5 separate regions of the Homo sapiens genome follow, and regions 1, 2, 3 and 5 are each linked to region 4. A link is a contact called in ENCODE Hi-C or POLR2A ChIA-PET data. All regions are on one chromosome and are shown on one strand. The core of a region is the stretch at or near the end of the contact, and the rest is flanking DNA. Distances in the headings are between cores, read along the strand shown.

Region 1 (2,700 bases), core at 53-2,552, 510 kb after region 4:
ATCCCATCTCCTCTTCTAGCTTTGTTCTCACTTTTCAGTTCCCTTAACGTGACATCTCTGGTCACTCCACACTGGGCCACCAACGGGAACTGTGAATGATAGAAAAGACCCATCCCGGGGAGTCATGAGTGAGCATGGTCCAGCTTCCCAGATCCTGCCCCCAAGGCTGCGGTTTAATCACCAAACCATCTGAGCAGGTGTTACACGTAATTCGGGCCAGGTGTGGTTTAGGGAGGAGGTGTGGAATGACTCAGATAATAGATTTTGAAGTCAGGGTTATGTGAGTACAAACCCTGACACGTGTCTCCAAACCCTGTGACCTTAGGCAAAGTTACTGATCCCCTCCGAGACTTGGTGCCCTAACTGTAAACTTTGGTGATGACCCCTTTCTTAAGGGATTATAGGAAGCATTAGAGGTCATCTGTGGAAACCCTCTGACACACAGAAGGTGTGCAATCAATCCTCCCTCCCCCATGTTCTCCACAGCCAGAACAAGGAAGAATCGCACATGCTTGCATGGTGCTCAGTGTGCCCCGAACTGTTCAAGCGCCTTGCCTGTATTGTCTCATTTTATCCCATCACAACCCCATAAGGTCACTTATGTTATTATCACACTCATCTTACAGATAAGAAAACAGAGGGATGGAGAAGTTAAGTAACTTATTCAAGGTCACCTAGCATGCCAGAGCTGGGAGTGACAGTGGCTGTAATTGGTGGGCATTTGAGCTCGACTTGCATGGGAAGCTTTGGTGGAGGGTTGGGGGATCCTACGCCCTAAAGGGCACACAGGGCTATAGAACTCCCACGACCCCCTTGCAGATGCTGCCCATGGGGTATGCAGAAGAGTCACATGAGCCCAACTATCTAAGGACTTTGTCTGCAGGGGCTGCTGGATTTGTGGCCACCAACTTCTGCTGGACCTGTCTTTTGCTGCATTTGCTCGGCCACAGTTTCTCAGGACGGTCCCCTTTTCTCTGGAGCTCTTTCCAGCAAGTTTATTAAAAAGAGGGACCAGGTGAGCAGAAACAGATTGGATGTCAGAGACCAGGAGACTTCTGGCCACAGAGCCTGAACCATTTACTCTGTTACCTGAGATTATTTTTTCAAATGTCAAAGGCCTAATTTAGGATGACCCAGATGTTCACCAGTGCTCCAATTAATAAAGAAAAATGTATTTAAAAAGCCAACTGCAGAAGCAAACACATTTTGCTTTCGCAATTCTGTTGGGCTGCACCCTGGCCTTGACCTTAAAATAGCTCAGTTTACGTGCTGACAGCATATACATACACAGTCAGGATTTCCTGTGTCTCCACCTCACCATTTCCTCTCTGCCTCGGAGCTGGTCCCCTTCATTCCTCTTCCTCTCCCTCCCCACAACTTGTTTAGGTCCGTGAATAAATGTATAGGAATGTTCTGAGAAGCAGGAACATTTAGACTCCAGCCAGACAGGAGTTCAAATTCCACCTCAACCATTTCCCAGCTATGCAAGCATGAGCAGTTCACCTCTCTGAGTGTCAGATTTTCACTGGAAATTGTGAGAATACATGAAAATGATTTATCCCAGAGCCTAGCACAAGGTAAAAGAGCAATAATTGGAAGAGACAGGGAAAAGCCTTTCACCAAAAGCTAAGTGTGAGTTGGAGGCAGGGTGCGGCCTAGGGGGCCCCTGGCTGGCTTTTGGAGGACCTGCATGCCATTTGTCTCCCTCCACGGCTTCTGCCCCAGACATGGATTCATCCTGCTCTCATTTCTGCCTCTGAGATGGGTGGGCCCCATCTCTCCACAGAGCCATCTGCGACTCCCTCCTACCGAAGTAAAATGGACTTTTCCTACGTGTCTGCCCAGGACTCAGCCAGACTGATGAACTGAGCTTGGGGAACATTTGAACAGATTGAGGTGATGTTTTTACCAAGGCCCAGGAGCGATGCTTCAGGCAGCTCCAGCTGTCCGCTCGGCCTGTATTTCCCAAATATTTTGGACCAGGAGTGCCAAAAGCAAGCCCCTGGTCCAAGACACTTGGGAAATATTGGCCATGAACTATTCTGGCCATTTAGGAAATACTGGCTGTAAACTATGCTTAACACCAAAGGAGGACCAATGGTAGCCACTTGGGCAACAGTAGACAGAACCATAGAGGAAGATCTTTGCCTTGAACTTGAAGTCACACTGCTCAGGTAACTGTTCTGCCAATCTGTGCATCTGTGACCTCTACCTTCCCATTGCAATCAGGAGCCAAGGTCCAAAGATCACGGTTAGACCCCACTCTGCTTGTGACTCATGCATGACACAGGGCAGGCCATTACCCTACCGTTCTGGATGAAGGCAATAATCGTGTTTGACCTCTCCCTGCCTCGTAATGCTGACTCGGAGGATTAATGAGGAAATGAGAGCTAAGCTTTGTGAATGCCAGCCTTGTTCTCACGCTGGCTCCTCTGATTATTCCACAAAGCCAATGAGAAATAGCAAAGGTCAAAATTCTCTGTGAGGTTGAATATTCATGTTGCAGGAGGCGCCTCTCCAGGTATGGTTCTGCGCTCATGATCTGTGTGTCTCTGGTGCCAGGCCCCAGGGGGCACACTTACAAAAGGTGTACGGGGTGACGGTGGTGGTGGCATGGGTGTGGCATCTCCAGGTGCAGGCCACATGCCTGGGGTGTTTCACATGGCAAGTCAGCCACAGAAATGGGTCTTGCTGGGCCTT
Region 2 (2,700 bases), core at 82-2,581, 300 kb before region 4:
TGTGCTAGCGCGGCAGTCTCGCCGGCGCCTGGCCCCACCAGCCTTTGCCTTCAGCGTCCTCCGGTGGCATCGTCCGAGATTTGCGGAGCAGAAGCCGAGGACACGAGCAACTCGCTGTGGGCTTGAAGTGACCACGCCTTAGGGCTGTGAAAAGCTGCCCCGTGGTGACTTGGGTACGAGGAGGTTAATAAAGTGCAGAATTAGTCTTGATTTTTACCTAAAATGAAGCTGGTAGTACTGAGCGCTTAAATGACTCCGCTAGGACCCTGGAGGTTGTGGGAGCGGGGTGGGAGAGGGTAAATGCTAGGTTTAGGACAACACAGGATATGTCTAATTTAAGGAAGCTCCCCTTCTCGGGCCACGTTCTCTGTAGCTCTACCCAACTGGAATCGCCTCTGCACCCGGGGTCATCTCCGGCATTATGACACCCAGCGTTGCCCTCTAAACTCCAAGTCCCCGCGGCCACATCCTTCCGTGCCTGCTGGCACCAGCAAGAGTCTCTGCCTGCCCTTTCTCCTTTACATGGACCCTTTTCCTTTCACCCCTAGACCGCAGTGCGACTGGCAGGCACCTCTTCGCCCCCTCCGCGCCCCGCGCCGACGGTGGGAACAGCAGCGACAGCGCGACCGCAGCCTTCTAGTGCCTTCGCCCCCTCCCCCGCGGCCACACCTCACCCACCTCACCCGCCAAACCCCGCACTCCGCCGCCGTCCCTCCCCTGCGCGCTCCCGGCGCCAACCCAGCCAGAAGCGGGTGGAAGCCCGGGTCCATGTGCAGGTGTCCTTGTGCGGGAGTAGGGGAGCTCATAGGTCAGCGATCCGCGACCCTACCCTGCCCTCAGCTCGGGGTCCACCCACGTGGAACCCGCCGGCCCCCGCGGGTACCCAACACCAGTCTCCCGGGCTCGGCTGCCGTTCCCTCGAAGCCCCAGGGCGCTCCCACGGGTCAATGACCACCTCAGTCTTTCCTCAAGCCAGGGTTTGGCCAGTTGGGAAACCTCTTCGTCCCCTGCCCACATCCCCTGGCATCTCCGGACAAAGCCACTCGGCTTCCCGCCCCGGCATCGGGAAAGATGCGCGTGGAGAGCGCCTCCAGGCGCTGGGCCACGGTCCCGGTCCCTGGCCGTGCCTGCTGTGTGCGGAGCTGGGGCGGCGGGTACCGCCTGCGCGGGGCAGGCACCCCACTCGCCGTTCCTCCAGCACGGGCACTCGACCGCCGCGGCGCTGCAGGAAGGAGGCCCCGCCGCGCCGGTTCCTCCACACCCACGTGCCCCTCGTGTGCGCGCCCCCGGCCTGCAGATGCTACAAGGCTGGCGCCGCCTGGATTTCCGGGCGGCCCCACCCTCCGCGGCCGCTACGCCTCGCTCCCTGCATTCAGTCTCCTTGGCGTCTCCGCTGCAGCATCCAAGACCAGGCGCCGCCTCTGCTAGCCGTGCTGCCCAGCACGCCTGAGGGCCGCTGCCGGCAGGCCTCACCTCCCGCCCGGGTCCCCCACTCACCTTTCCTTCTGGACGGTGGGGTTCAAGCTCTGCACTGGGGCTGTTAAGCCACCGCCCACGACCTCCTGTAGGGTGCAGCGGGAGGGCGTTCCCGAGGCGCCAGCACCCTCTTTAAGCCCTTCCCCGGCTTTCTGCACAGCACCTTCATCAGCCGGCCACCCTCCCTGACACTAAGGGAGGCATAGCTCTCGCTCTTGCTCCCGCTTTCTCTCGCTCGTTCTCACACCAACGCCCACCTATACACACACCTGAACACCGAGAGGCCAGGACCGGTATCTCTCTCTTGAACTCTCAATTCCAGCACTGCAGAGCACATCACGTCGCTGACAGCAAAGTGAGGAGGTGGCACCTGTGAACTAGGTGGTTTCTTAAAATTTAAGAAATAGCCTTCTGCCCCTTGGCCTTTGCGTTCTTAAGACGATTGTACTTTATTTTTTAAAAATATATAGCCCAGTAGTATTCACACATTAAAAAATACATATTTAAATGTTTCGAGATAATCATAGATTCACGTGCAGTTGTAAAAAATAATAATAATACAGAGAGATCCTGTGCACCCACCCTTTACCCAGTTTCCCCCAGTGGTAAAAATTCCCAAAACTATGGTGCAATATCACAACCAGGATACTAGCACTGGTATAACCCCACCCATCTTACTGAGATTTCCCGTTTTACTTGTACTCATTTCTCTCTCCTTCAACCTCTGTGTGTGTGTAAATAATTCTATACAATTTTATCACATGTGTAAATTCAACTACCACCACAGTCAAGATGCAGAACCGAACTTATCACAGGATCCCTCTTTTTGCCTTTTATAACCACACCTACCTGGAGGGTGAGTGGCGATCCCTGACTACTACTAATCTACTTTCAATTTTTTCCAATTTTGTCGTTTCAAGAATGTTGTACAGATGAAATTATACAATAATGTAGTATTTTCGGATTGTCTTTATTGACTCAGCATAATTCCCCTGAAATGTATCCAATTATTATGTATTATCAATAGATGATTCTTTTTTATTAGTGGGTAGTATTCATGGGATGGAGGTACCACGACGGTAGATTATTTAACCATTCTCTCATTGAAGGACTTATTGCAGGGTTGTTTCCAGATTTTGGCCGTTGCAAATAAAGCTGCTGTGAACATTCATGTACAGGTTTCTGTGGGAACATAAGTTTTCTCTGGGATAAACGCTCAAGAGG
Region 3 (2,700 bases), core at 57-2,556, 360 kb before region 4:
CAAGTCTATGCATCTTTCAAAGCCTTCTCCTCTCAATATGGTTTTCTCAGGTGTTTTTAGTACAGAAAGGAGAAGGCACTCCTGGTCTACCTGAATCATGGTGCATGTGGAGGCTGTAGTTCTGCCTGCAAAGCAGTTGGGTTTTTGGATTTACAAAGCAAGTGCAAGCAACAAGGGCAGACTTTCCAGGGGCTGAGTCTCAGAACTAAGAGGTCGAACCACCGAAAATGACCTTCACAATCATGAATCTATTGTCTTATTCTCACCCTTTGACAAGGAAAAATACACAGTGAAAAAAACTGGATTATAAAACACTGTTCAACATAATCATAATTTAGTAAACCAAAAATGTATGCAAATACTTATAGAAAGAATACTGAAACAGCAAAATATTAATGGTGGTCCCTTTGACTTTCTCCCTCTGCCATTTTTGGATATAGAATGATAACACTAGCTGTGTTGTACCCCCTTCAGGAAGTTCTTCACTCTATTATGCACATACAGAGGCTAACAATATACGGAAAATGTTACATCTCACACCCTTAGACTTCTGCAGGAAATAACCCAAGGGCTACCAAGTTCACACCAACATACCATACAATGCTGCAAGGAAGATTATCATACTTGATTGTAAAATTGATACTTAGTTTGAAGCCCTCTTAACATTTTCATCCATTCCACCAAAAATTAATCTTCTCTGTTCTATATTAATGGTGACTGGCTAACAAAGGAATCTCTACAATTGATTATAAAATTGATACTTAGTTTGAAACCTCTTAATATTTTCATCCATTCCACCAAAAATTAATCTTTTCTGTTCTATATTAATGGTGACTGGCTAACAAAGGAGTCTCTAAACTTGTTTGAGCACATGACCTCAATGGTAAAAGAGACTAATCATAACACAGACTTACGCATATTTATTCATAAAGTGGGTGCATGTATACTTACATGTTAAGTCCATTATCAAATGTATGAGAATGGAACTGTTCTAGTCCAATGGTCTGTATTTTTCCTGTACCACACTGGGTTATCTTGTGTGTGCCTGACTTTGGAGATCTAGAGTTTAAACACCAGAGAGAAAAAAGTGGCCAGCATAATATGGCTGATGTTAATTTGCTACCTGGGAGGCTTCCTGGGCAGGGATCCAGAAATCTCCACCATTCACCCCCTCGCATGCATAAGGGCTCCACCAGCCAGCACCTTGGAAACCCCCAACCAGATGTGTACAGTGGACTCAACCATCTGCACCTGGCAGGTCACCAGCAGGAACTCATTCTTTCCTGGGCTGAAAGTCCCTTCCCACAGAGAGGCTCAGGGTGGCTGTGACTGGGGACTTCACAGTTGGCTGAGGGCCAAGGAACCTCTGCGAATGAAGCACTTCCCTATTTTTTCATATGGTTTGTCTAGAAGATGACTAAATAGAAAAGCTTTGGTGATTCTTCTTTTTCTGCTCAGCACTCAAATATAAACAGTGGTCAGAGTAATAATAATCATAGGTTTTGGAATGTTTTCATAAAAATTTGATGTCAATTAGGACATTCAGGAAAGCTAAAAACACCTCGGTGTAATGCCACATCCAGATTTGCCTTTAAAATCGTGAATAAAAAATGCTGAGAATCTGCATGGTTTTCTAGTTCCTCCAAACAAGTTCTGAGTGACAGGGGATAGCTCATTAAGTTCAATTCTGGGGAGATTAGAAGTTTAAAAAATAATCAACCCTAAACTAATGTGACTCCAAAACCAAGTCTCATAAAATGTCTGTTAACCTTCAATTCCATCTTTGCCAAGTAGAAGCTCTAAGAGTGTCTGGGGTTCCCAGCACCTCATCTAACATCCAGTGCTAGCAGAAAGCAAGAACACAGTCCCTCTGCTGAAGAATGAATGAGCAAACGAATGATCACTTGATAGCCTGGAGTTCATTATTGAGGTACAGACGTAAGCCTATATGTTCTAGTGGTTTGTTTTAGAGGCTTTATTTATTTATTTATTTTTACTAGATGCTGGAAAGACAGATGAAAGTAATGATGCCTTCTAACTTCAAAGAGCTCACAGACCAGTGAGAAAAAAAGAAGGTGAGCAGAGAACATCAACCTAGGGTGCTCTCACGAGGGTCTGAACACGTTGCAGGAGGTTGTGGAGGAATGCTTAACATGGGTGCAGAAAGGTTTCGGTGGGGGCCTGGCCCTTGGGGCCAGGTAGTGATGGGTGAGGGAACTGGTCAGCCTGTGCAGCTGGGGCTGGAGGGCCATTCCCAGCACAGCAATCAGCTCGTGGGGTGCACAGAAGCACAGTGTGACTGGGAAGGGTGACAAGTCCAAAGTGCTTAGGCCCAAAGGAAAAGGTTGCCTGCCTGGGAAGCACCACGCAAGCTAAGGCATTTTCATTCTACCCTGCAGGCAGTGAGGAAACTAGAGGTGGTTTTAAGTAGGACACAGAGTCTCCTTCCTTACTTTTTTTTTTTTTTGAGATGGAGTCTCGCTCTGTCGCCCAGGCTGGAGTGCAGTGGCCAGATCTCAGGTCACTGCAAGCTCCGCCTCCTGGGTTCACGCCGTTCTCCTGCCTCAGCCTCCAGAGCAGCTGGGACTACAGGTACCCACCACCACGCCCAGCTAATTTTTTGTATTTTTAGTAGAGACGGGGTTTCAGTAGAGACGGGGCTTCACCGTGTTAGCCAGGATGGTCTCAATCTCCTGACCT
Region 4 (2,700 bases), core at 178-2,677:
ACCTACCAATTACGTTCCTACTTGCGTCCACATGACATTCAACATTTCACCTCAGTGCAACGAGGAAGTTCATCAACAAACCTCAACAAATAAACAAAACTCAAGAGAATAACTTCCTTTCTAATATTTCACAATTTTTCCCCATGACATCTTTCCAAATATCCCTGTCTTCATGGTACTCCATATTCTATCATTTAGGTTATGTTTCCTAGGCAAATTTCTCCAGACGTCTGAAGTAGAACCGACGTCAAAAAATTAAATATATATGGGGGAAGTTTACTTTCCAATACAAACGACAGGCCTTGAGAAACAAGGCAATAACCTCCATAACAATTTAATTATTCCACTCATTAACTACTATTCTTCTACTAACAAGTGCAAGAAGTCATTTAGGTGTAGAAAAGAATAAACTCACTATACCTGTATATAAAAAAGTTTCACATTAGACATCTGCCCTCCAACTTCCACAGTTTCCTATACATTATGTGTGTTCTTCTAAGGCACATGCAACACACACTTCGCCAGTAAAGCCAGAATAATCCCAGAAGCGCAAACAAATAAGGGACAGTGGAGCTTGCAAGCCAAAGACCTTCATCCGAAAGATGAATTATGACATTTGAACGTGTATCTCTATCTTAAGGGCTAACTTTCTTTCTATGAAGTATCTGAAACTCACAGCCATACACCCACTTCCCTCACTCCTTCTCCCCTCCCTCCTTCCCGGCACCCCCGCCCTCCCGCCGCTTCCCGGGCGAATTCGGGCCTCTAATATCCCCTCCAAGGAAGCGCCGCCCCTTCCTACGGCTACGGGAAGGATCGTCCAGTGGCTGAGGCTGGACAGAGCACAGGTAGTACCTGTAGACGGAAGCCGCGATGGGAGGCTGACAGACCCGGTCATTTCCCGCGCCTCGCAGTCAGGTGCAGGGTCGACCGGGCACCGCCCGCCGGCGGCATTGGGGCAGGCCGGGTCCCTTGGCAGAGCCCGAGCCGGTGCGGCCGCCGCGGCCAGCTCCGTCGCCGGCCCGCGGGGTGGCTTATACAACAACGGGGCGGACCCTCCGCGCGGGGTCAAGGCGGCCTCCCGGCGCGGCCGGAGTCCGGCTCAGACACCTCGGGGCCCCGACGCTGAGGGGAGCCTCTCCCAGGCAGAGCGGCGCCGGGACGCCTCTGGGCGCCGCGCGGACTCATGCCGGGGAGGGTCGAGGAAGCCGCCCGTCGTCGCCAGGCGGGCGGCGACTCCTTGGTGCTGCCCGCTGGGCCCTAACCCGGCCCGCGCGGAGGGTGCGCGCCGGAGACACACGAAGCCCCCTGCCGGCTGCGCTTACCTCTCTCCGGTGTCGGCAGAGTCCACCTCCTCCTCCTCCGCCGCCATAGCCGCCGCCGCGCAAGCGCCGGGACTTATCTCGAAGCCGGCTGACAGGCCGACTGGGCCGCCCCGGGCTGGCGCGGCACTTAAGGCGGCGCAGGCCGCCAGCGCATGCGTCTTCCGCGCACTAGCACGGCCCGGCGGCGCGCCCGCGTTTGCGCGTGCGCGGCCTTGCCTCCGGCTTTGCGTCCGCCATCCCCAGCCAGCATGCACTAGTTCTCCCGCCCGACGCTCCCGGGTGTAAGCGCGGGGCGGGACAGTCAGCCCAGAGGGACTGGCGAGACTCACCCGAATGAGTTAGGTGTTTTAGCTAATTTGAATAATGACTGTATTCATGCATCACCCCGTCGGTGTTGGCTGTCAGGTGGCACCTTGGGGACGGAGGTGCGTCCGGTCCTGGAAGAGCCTAGCTAGTGTCCGATAGATGGTGCAGTGGCAAATGAAATGGCGTAATCGAGGTGCTGTGTGGCGTCCCGCCAGCCTTTCCCCGCGGGTTGGGGGGCCAGGGGGAGAGGGCGACTCACAGGAGCCTTCAGTCAGTTGAGCACTGCTCTAGGTGCTGATGTTACTGTAGTGGCCAGAGCCAGCAATTTCCCTCCCACTCGACTCTCTAGATACCTGGGAGGGTGAAAAGAGTCGGTGTTGGCCGGGCGCGGTGGCTCAGGCCTGTAATCCCAGCACTTTGGGCGGCCAAGGCGGGCGGATTTTCTGAGGTCGGGAGTTGGAGACCAGCCTGAGCTGAAGAAACCCCGTCTCTATTAAAAATACAAAATTAGCCGGGCGCGGTGGCGCATACCTGTAATTCCAGCTACTCGGGAGCCTGAGGTAGGAGAATCGCTTGAACTCGGGAGGCGGAGGTTGCGGTGAGCCGAGATCGCACCATTGCACTCCAGCCTGGGCAACAAGAACGAAACTCCGTCTCAAAAAAAAAAAAAAAAGTCTATGTTTAGGTACTTCGAGTTATTGAGGTGAAATGACTAACCTAAATAGCAGTATTTCTTGACCTGTTTTCAAGCCTTTTAGCAATCAGGTGCAACCTGCTTTTGGAATTCTGCCACCCACTACTACTCATCCATTTATGTTTGGTGTGTGTCTACTATGGGCTCACTTTGTTCTAGGTGCTTGAAAACAATGGGTTGAAATACTGCTCCTGTTTTGATAGATCCTACGCGAATATATTAACCTTTATTTTAGACTCAGTTCATTGTTCTCCTTCCCTGACTCTCCTCCCTCTTTTTCTCTCCTCTGAGCCCCACTGTAAACCTGTCTTTATCACCCATCTAGCTCTCAGGTTCTCAGCCTTGTGTAATTGTTACAGCTTTTAAATAAACATT
Region 5 (2,700 bases), core at 83-2,582, 480 kb after region 4:
TGAGGAGGCAGCTGTCTGAAGGGAGAATGAGATAAAGGAGTTCCTTACACCCAGGGGGAAGTCACATTTGTGTGTGCGTGTTTTCATTTTTATAACTTTTTCATCATGAAAGGGGATGTATGTCAATCGTAGAAAAATAGGAAAATGTAGAAAGCATTGAAAAAGTCCTATACTACCTACTAGTGTTTTTATTTATTTCTCTTTATTTTAATGCATGTATATTTGTTATATATCTTTCATAAGTTAGAATTATGTTGTATATAAAAGCACTTTCCCCATGGCATTTAACATTCTTTAAAGACCTAGTTTCTAATGTGTAGTATTATGTTCTATGGACTAATTCTAAGTTGTGTTAGCATTCTCTATTTTTGTAAATGTAGCTTGTTTATGATTTTTTACTATTAAAAACAATGCTTTTGTGGACATCTTTGTTGGTGTGGGAGATAATTTATGTATTAAGTGCTTGGCACATGGTGTACTCCCTTCAGCGTAATAAATGGTAGCAGTATAAATATTTGCCTAAATCCCTGACTATTTCCTTTAAACTTTTAGATGAATTTGCAGAGTTAATAAGTTTTAATATTTAAGCAGTTTTTGATACATATTGTTGAATTGCTTTCCAGAAAGGATGTCCCATTTATTTTACTAATGGTAGTGTTGAAGGAACCCATCTCACAGCCTCCTGGCTGGCATTGAGTATTCTCCGGAAAAAAAAGCACTGCTAATTTGACAGGTGAAAAAGAGTAGCTCTTTGTTGCATTGTTGATTACTAGTGAGGCTAAAAATTCCAGCATAATTATTAACCATCAGTAACAGGATGACTCAGATGGACATTTGGGTCAGGCCCTGGCTAATAAATAGCTTTGAATGATTGAATTATCAAAGGTGGCCATGCTGCAGGTTTGAATAGAATTGCTAAGTCTAGATGCTAAGGACTGGAATGGTTCAAGTGTTGACTTTATGGGCAGGAGTTTATTCCCAGTCCTGCCTTGCTCAATGGAAAGTACTTTCAGATGGACAAAATTCTGATGTAGAAGTGAGACAGGACTGAGAAGGGGATGCTGGGCTTTGGAGTTGGCCAATCAGTCAGTAAGAGCCCCCGTCAAAAGAGGAGCTGGGAAAAAAGCCCCTGGTCAGCTCTTTGGGGACCGGGGCTGCCAGTGGTAGCACCTCCAGAGTTCGTGGAGGTCCATGGGGAACCATCAGGTGTATTTGGACCTACAGGCAAGTCTGTTCTCAGGGAGGATGTGGGAATGTGAACTCAAGTTTTCCCACCTGGTGATGTTGTGAAATGACTCAGCCACCAAGCTGGTTGAACTAGACTAGCCCCTGCCACACTCCTGTGTTTCTGTTCCTCTAGGCATGGCTGACACCCCCTCTCTCCTTCCCCATGACTCCTCAACTCCAAACCAGAGTTCGCTTGCAATCGCTTATTCCCCTGCGTTGTCACTTTTTTCATTCACAAGTTACACTCCTCCTCTTGATACAAGCTACTTGAGAGTGGAGATAGGATTTTATTATCTCTGTGTCTTCAACAGATATGAGTGTGAGAATGAATGAATGACACAGTAGCATCTAGAGTACACCAAGAGTAAACGAGGGCCTCAGCATCTAGTTGGGAGAAACAGCCAAAGTTTATTCTTTATCAATCTGTTTCACCACAGAGTTTTGCTGGATGGAAAAGTTACACCTCAGATATCAGGTTCTGTGGTTGGTCAGGTATTTGGCAGACAGTGCATCACGCATCCTGGTGCCCTGAAGAGTTTTTCTGTTTTTGCCCTGCTTTGACTTTGCACTGAGAGCCAAGTCTCATCAAAAGGAGGATTTTGTTTTAACCACCTGCCCAGCTTTCTTCTAACGCAGTGGTCCTCAAACTTTCTTGAGAATCAGAATCACCTGGAGGGCTTGTTAAGATACAGAGAGCTGAGTTCAAACCCCTAAGTTTCTAATTTTATCATTTCTAACAAGTTCCCACTTGGTGCTGTGGCTGCTGGCCTGGGACCACAGTTTGAAAACCACTGGTCCAAATGTTTTCATCTGGCCCTGAACAAGGTGCCAGACTGACCTTCCAAATCCAAGAAAATAGGTATATAGAATATTCGGCCACTGTGCCAGGGCCCAGCTCTGCTCATCCCCATGTCAGGACTGGGCTATCTTTTCTTGGCAGGAAGGCATAAGTAGACTGGGCCATCCAAGCCTGAGTTAGACGGCCTTCAGGGCCTGCAAATCACTGTTGCAGGGTCTGAAACCTTATCAGGGTATTCAGTAGCTTCCCATAGAAGCACATAAAGTTGAAGGAAGATAGAATTTTATATCCTGAGAAAAATCCAAGCTCTAGGACCCCAACTTTGTATATAAGGCAGTGGCCAGGTGTCTCACCTGACCCCTTCCAGAGCTCATTCAAGAGATGGCCCAGCTCATGGTAGTCCATGAGGGCCTCTGTGTCCTCTCCATTCTGCCCAGTCTGTGACCTCGATCTTCATAGAAGAAGCTGAGAACCTAGGCTAAGACTTGCTTTCCACCAGCATCATCATCACACGTTAAATAAAATCTGAACTCCTTACCATGCCCTGAGGGTGCCTGGTGCTCTGACCATCCCTGCTCTCCAACTGGTCAACTTCACTGCTGTCCCTCAAAAACCAGGCTTGTCCCATCTTGGAGCACCGCAGCTGCTCCGCCTAAAAGCTGGAACCCCACATG

The links. Hi-C counts contacts between places; a loop is a spot of excess contacts on that map. ChIA-PET counts read pairs that join two places held with the same protein, here RNA polymerase II (POLR2A). Pooled maps may share reads with other maps.
Region 1: a map of naive thymus-derived CD4-positive, alpha-beta T cell shows a loop between it and region 4 (2.3-fold over the local background). The contact joins the enhancer-like site here to the promoter of ABHD5 in region 4. A Hi-C loop is called at or near these places in 1 of 168 maps with a recorded cell type or tissue (naive thymus-derived CD4-positive, alpha-beta T cell) and 8 of 50 pooled maps. POLR2A ChIA-PET finds 5 or more read pairs at or near these places in 1 of 52 experiments (H1).
Region 2: a loop to region 4 is called in a map of OCI-LY7, with 5 times the contacts of the local background. The contact joins the enhancer-like site here to the promoter of ABHD5 in region 4. A Hi-C loop is called at or near these places in 6 of 168 maps with a recorded cell type or tissue (MCF 10A, OCI-LY7, PC-9 and 3 more), 8 of 37 single-sample maps with no recorded cell type and 13 of 50 pooled maps. POLR2A ChIA-PET finds 5 or more read pairs at or near these places in 2 of 52 experiments (WTC11 and activated T-cell).
Region 3: a loop to region 4 is called in a map of breast epithelium, with 7 times the contacts of the local background. The contact joins the enhancer-like site here to the promoter of ABHD5 in region 4. A Hi-C loop is called at or near these places in 1 of 168 maps with a recorded cell type or tissue (breast epithelium), 5 of 37 single-sample maps with no recorded cell type and 3 of 50 pooled maps.
Region 5: a pooled map shows a loop between it and region 4 (3-fold over the local background). The contact joins the enhancer-like site here to the promoter of ABHD5 in region 4. A Hi-C loop is called at or near these places in 3 of 168 maps with a recorded cell type or tissue (IMR-90, endothelial cell of umbilical vein and mammary epithelial cell) and 9 of 50 pooled maps.

Annotation. Positions count from the first base shown.
Region 1 is chr3:43,178,838-43,181,537 of GRCh38, reverse strand. No RefSeq gene overlaps it. Among named protein-coding and RNA genes, the nearest start is that of POMGNT2, 74 kb to the right of the region's middle. RefSeq lists enhancers at 1,361-1,420, 2,127-2,421, 2,187-2,481. Within about 2 kb of position 1,302, at least 16 of the 41 ENCODE cell types and tissues checked have a DNase peak (open chromatin) inside an H3K27ac peak, as active enhancers do.
Region 2 is chr3:43,993,812-43,996,511 of GRCh38, reverse strand. No RefSeq gene overlaps it. Among named protein-coding and RNA genes, the nearest start is that of MIR138-1, 120 kb to the left of the region's middle. RefSeq lists a silencer at 1,087-1,286. Within about 2 kb of position 1,331, at least 3 of the 41 ENCODE cell types and tissues checked have a DNase peak (open chromatin) inside an H3K27ac peak, as active enhancers do; they include PC-9, where a contact is called at or near this core.
Region 3 is chr3:44,044,642-44,047,341 of GRCh38, reverse strand. The region is part of intron 2 of LOC124909489 (a long non-coding RNA gene); the gene reads right to left. Among named protein-coding and RNA genes, the nearest start is that of MIR138-1, 68 kb to the left of the region's middle. RefSeq lists an enhancer at 1,120-1,359. Within about 2 kb of position 1,306, at least 5 of the 41 ENCODE cell types and tissues checked have a DNase peak (open chromatin) inside an H3K27ac peak, as active enhancers do.
Region 4 is chr3:43,689,665-43,692,364 of GRCh38, reverse strand. It overlaps ABHD5 (abhydrolase domain containing 5, lysophosphatidic acid acyltransferase), which reads right to left and starts at 1,427. Exons shown (of 7, transcript NM_016006.6): 1 at 1,326-1,427. The coding sequence starts at 1,372. It also overlaps a transcript of ANO10 not described here. RefSeq lists a silencer at 776-1,255.
Region 5 is chr3:43,211,968-43,214,667 of GRCh38, reverse strand. No RefSeq gene overlaps it. Among named protein-coding and RNA genes, the nearest start is that of SNRK, 73 kb to the left of the region's middle. Within about 2 kb of position 1,332, at least 3 of the 41 ENCODE cell types and tissues checked have a DNase peak (open chromatin) inside an H3K27ac peak, as active enhancers do; they include mammary epithelial cell, where a contact is called at or near this core.